Regions from separate parts of the Homo sapiens genome. Here region 2 is linked to region 1. The links are chromatin loops, found by intact Hi-C in ENCODE. Cell type or tissue: Caco-2. All regions are shown on one strand. Region 1 overlaps DNAH12 (dynein axonemal heavy chain 12). Region 2 holds the start of DNAH12 (dynein axonemal heavy chain 12).

What was found. A loop is a pair of places that touch in the nucleus more often than their neighbours do. Peaks named below come from ENCODE experiments on the same cell type or tissue, not always from the same donor. Only the 100,000 strongest peaks of a DNase experiment are listed, where the experiment ranks them.
Region 2: it touches region 1 in a loop (4-fold over the local background); 13 of 110 quality-filtered maps call a loop at or near these places.

Annotation. Positions count from the first base shown.
Region 1 is chr3:57,396,508-57,399,007 of GRCh38, forward strand. All of the region lies in intron 43 of DNAH12 (dynein axonemal heavy chain 12), which reads right to left. Among named protein-coding and RNA genes, the nearest start is that of ASB14, 110 kb to the left of the region's middle. In Caco-2, a CTCF peak has its summit at 1,119; a DNase peak (open chromatin) is centred at 1,084.
Region 2 is chr3:57,542,973-57,545,472 of GRCh38, forward strand. It overlaps DNAH12 (dynein axonemal heavy chain 12), which reads right to left and starts at 1,372. Exons shown (of 74, transcript NM_001366028.2): 1 at 1,225-1,372. RefSeq lists an enhancer at 960-1,510. In Caco-2, no CTCF peak of the experiment used is centred here; a DNase peak (open chromatin) is centred at 1,379.

The DNA of each region.
Region 1 (2,500 bases):
CTGCCTCAGCCTCCCAAGTATCTGAGATTACAGGTGCTTTCCACTACAAGTGATTCTTCTGCCTCAGCCTCCCAAGTATCTGAGATTACAGGTGCATTCCACTACAAGTGATTCTCCTGCCTCAGCCTCCCAAGTATCTGAGATTACAGGTGCATTCCACTACAAGTGATTCTCCTGCCTCAGGCTCCTGAGTAGCTGCGATTACAGGTCTGTTCTACCACACTTGGCTAATTTTTGTATTTTTAGGAGAGACAGAGTTTCATCATGTTGGCCAGGCTGGTCTCAGACCTCTGACCTCAGGTGATCCGAGACCAACCTGGCCAGCATGGTGAAATCCCGTCTCTACTAAAAATACAGGAAAAAAAGAATTAGCCAGGTATGGTGACGGGCACCTATAATTCCAGCTACTAGGGAGGTTGAGGCAGTAGAATCACTTGAACTCGGCAGGTGGAGGTTGCAGTGAGTGGAGATCGTGCCACTGCACTCCAGCCTGGGTGACATAGTGAGAGTCCATCTCAAAAAAATAGATATTAATTATATGTCAGGAATATTATGAAAATCCTTACATACATTATATAATTTAACCACAATAATCTTTGAAATAGGTGGTATTACCCAAATTTTACAAATGAAAAATCTAGAAAGTGACCATCAGCAAGATAATGGGCTAGGAAGCTCTAGACCCTTGTTCTCCCCTGAAGACATGTATTAGCAATATACAGAACACAATTACCTTTGTAAGGACTTTAGAAACTAGTTAAGTGGCTGCAGCACCCAGAAAAGAGCATGAACAAGAGAAGGGACTGTTCCCAAAAGGGTAAGACAGTACCTCAAATTTTTCTCACTCTAGCTCCTCCCCCAGCTGGGCACAGTTTGGGGAGATCTAGAGAATACCATCCAAATCATGGCTCCTTCCTCAGGACAGAAGAAATATAGTTGAACTTGAGCCCAGAATACTGGCTTGTGTGGGGGCTGTTTCACCTGCCTTCAGGTGCTAACAGGAACAATGGCCAATTTTGGACACCAGGTTGGAGGCCACTGAAACATAGGTGAGTTCCCTGGTGGGTTAGAGCAGCAGAAGCTGCAGTTCTACTGGCAGGCACCAGGGAGAGCAAGAGATCAAGGGCAGAGGAATACAACGGAATCAGCAACTGAAAGCTCCTGAGAAGAAACAGGAAATTAAGACAGTCAAAAGCACTCATACATGCAACAATAAAAGCACACATACAACCTCAAAGAAGACACGTCCCCAGAAAATGTCTGAAAGGTCCCAGAACCTCTAGCTAGGTTGATTGGTGAAGATCTTCCCTGCATGAGGCCAGTCATAATGATTGGGAGGGGTGGCTGTATTTCAAATGGTCAGCTCTCAAAAAGATCACAAGGGATGCAAAGAATTAAGGAAACGTGGCCCAGTCAAAGAAACAAAATAAAGCTCCAGAAACCAACCATAAGGAAATGCAGATCTATGAACTGACTAGCAAAAAATTTAAAATAACTACCTTAAAGATACTCAATGAGCTGAAAGGAACCCAGAGCTAAATCAGGAAAACAATGCATGAACAAAATGAGAATTAACAAAGATATAGAAACTATAAAATATAAATTCTGGACCCAAAACATAAAACTGAACTAAAAAATTATCTACAGGGGTTCAACATTAGACTTGATTGGGCAGAATCAAGAGTCAACCAACTTGAAAACAAGTCGTTGGAAATCACCGGGTTAATGGAGCAAAAACAAAACAAAAACAATAAACGAAGGTGGAGCAAGCCTAAGGGATTTATGGTACACCATCAAGTGGACCAATATATGCATTATGGAAATCCCAGAATATGAGAGAGAGAAAGAGAGGACAGAGAGCTTTTTCAAGAAATAATGACTGAAAATTTCTCAAATCTCAGGAAAGAAGTGGATATAAAAATTCCATTTTATGGAAGATCAATGAATTCCAACTAGGATGAAGTCATAGAAATCCACATTAAGAAACAATATAATCAAACTGTCAAAAGTCAGATACAAAGAGAAAATCCTGAAAGCAGCCAGAGAAAAGCAACTTGTCATCTACAAGGGAATTACCTTAAGATTAGCAGTGAATTTCTCAGCACAAATTTTACAGACCAGAAGGAAGTAAGGTGACATATTCTAATTGCAGAAAGATAAAAACCTGTCAACCAAGGACAATGTATCTGGTACAGCTGCCTTACAAAAATGAAGGTGAAATTAAAACCTTTCCAGATGAACAAACACCGAGGGAGTCCTTAGTACTATATCTGCCTGACAAGATATGCTAAAGGGAATCCTTCAAGTTGAAACAAAAGAACCTAGAATGTAACATGAAGCCATACAAAAGTATAAAGTTCTCCAGTCAAAGTAAACATGTGGAGAAATAGAGAATCCTGTATTATTGTAATTTTGGTGCATAAATCTACTTTTAATTCTAAAAAACAAAAACATGCCTTATAAATGTATGTTAATTAGTACATAATATATAAAGATACAA
Region 2 (2,500 bases), 150 kb after region 1:
ATATCAATACCAAAAGTAAAATTCTAGACACTTTTGGATCTTCCTCCCAAGTATGGTATTAGTCTAAAGAATGACAGTTGAGGTAAGTTGGCAGGGATTCCTGTTAGAACTCTAAAACTCACTTATGAAGCAATGAGCCAGTCAGTTCCCCTTCAGGGCTTGTTTCCTAATGGATGAAACTAAGGAATTGAATTAGATGCTCTGTAAATATCCCTACAGCTGTAGCATTCTGGGTGCAAAATTTTCCCGAGATGCAAACCACTACCACCACCACCACAACAAATCCAGTTGTTGAGGGATGATCCCCTTCCCAGTAAAAGCTGATATTTAACATCATTAATGGTTTTTTTTTTTTTTTTTTTTTTTTTGAGACAGATTCTTGCTCTGTCGCCCAGGCTGGAGTGCAATGGCGCGATCTTGGCTCACTGCAACCTCCGCCTCCCAGGTTCAAGTGGTTCTCCTGCTTCAGCCTCCCGAGTAGCTAGGACTACAGGTGCGCAACCACGCCCAGCTACTTTTTTGTGTTTTTAGTAGAGACAGGGTTTCACCATGTTGGCCAGGCTGGTCTCGAACTCCTGACCTCAGATGATTTCCCGCCTCGGTCCCCCAAAGTCCTGAGATTACAGGCGTGAGCCACCGCCCCCAGCCAATCATTAATATTTTTAAACATCAGTATGATATCTTAGTCTTGCTGCCTTCCAAGAAAGTGATGCTATGATCAAGCAAAAAATAGGCATACTTGATGCATGGCAAATATAAAATGTCATGTAAATGCTCAAAAATTTTACTGTGGGCCAGGCGCGGTGGCTCACGCCTGTAATCCCAGCACTTTGGGAGGCCGAGGTGGGCGGATCACCTCAGGTCGGGAGTTCGAGCCCAGCCTGGCCAACATGGTGAAACCCCATCTCTACTAAAAATACAAAAATTAGCCGGGCGTGGTGGCAGGCGCCTGTAATCCCAGCTACTCAGGAGGCTGAGGCACAAGAATCGCTTGAACCTGGGAGGCAGAGGTTGCAGTGAGCTGAGATCCCGCTACCGCACTTCAGCCTGGGCGATAAAGCGAGACTCCGTCTCAAAAAAAAATTGTACTGTGATAACAACTATATTTGCCATGAATGCCTACAGGATTTGGAGATTCCTGCCTTGAAAGAGTGTTTAAGTTGGCACCCAAATCGCGATACCTGCCCTGGGAGAGAAAGGAAGAGAACAGCAGAGAACAAGTACCTGATTGTTTCTCACTACTTCCCCGCTGCGCAGACGCCAGAGAGAGAGAGAGACAGTCAGAGCCTCTCCTCAGGTGAAAGGCAGGGGGATAACGAGGGAGAAACCTCCGGAACGCCACCGGCTCTCAAACGAGTAGCTGGAGAAGGGCGGTCGCTGACCGGTTGGAAACAACGTCGTCGCCATGGAAACTGTGGCGGCCCCAGCTGGAGGGGCTGGGTGAAGGTTGCCTGGAGAGGCAGTTGCCAAGCTGCAAGGGGTTAGGATTACCTGTCACAACAATAATTCGTTACTCAAGTAAATGGGGTGTGAGGTTTTGTTTGTTTGTTTTAACCTAACTGCCTTTCCTGGGAAGGGGACCAGGAAATTAGAATCTTCAAACTGTGGAAAACTGCAAGACTGGAAATTTAGATCTGTTGGAAAACAGATTTATGGAAACACTCTCAGCAAGAGAATCAAGTCTTCAAATGTCCCCTAGTGACACCCTGTAAATATTGTAACTAATCAGCAATATAATTTATCTTGCTTCTAGATTTGCTATTTGTTGACACAGCACTTCCAGGAATTCTTTGGCAAAATCAAACAGGTTAAGGTGTGTGAATTTAGTGGTATGCTGGGAGAAAGATGTGAAATTTTGCTGTTTGAAGCTGCACAATGCATACTACATCTAAATGATAATAGCCTACGAGAATACTATGTGCCAAAATTAAATTAGGGAAGTGAATACTGCCGGTGTGTTAACAGCATATTCATTCAACAAATATTTGAGCACCTTCTATGTGCCAGTTGCTACGTAATTTTTTTTTTTTTTTTTAATGAGAGTACAGCCTACACTATTGTGTCTGGCACAGAGTAGGTGCTCTAAAATGTCATTTAAGCGAGTGAATGAACAAGTAAAACTTCCTGGTAGTTTGTAAAAGCAAATTATCTTTCTGTAGAAAATAAAATACTTGTATAAATAATGTGACTTTTTTTTTTTTTTTTGAGACAGAGTTTTGATCTTGTTGCCCAGGCTGGAGTGCTCACCACAACCTCCACCTCCCAGGTTCAAGTGATTGTCTTGCCTCAGCCTTCCAAGTAGTTGGGATTACAGGCATGCATCACCAAACCCGACTAATTTTTTTTCTTTTCTTTTTTTTTTTTTTAGTAGAGACGGGGTTTCTCCATGTTGGTCAGGCTGGTCTTGAACTCCTGACCTCAGGTCATCCGCCCACCTCGGCCTCCCAAAATGCTGGGATTACAGGCGTGAACCACTGCACCATGCCACCTTTTCTCTTTT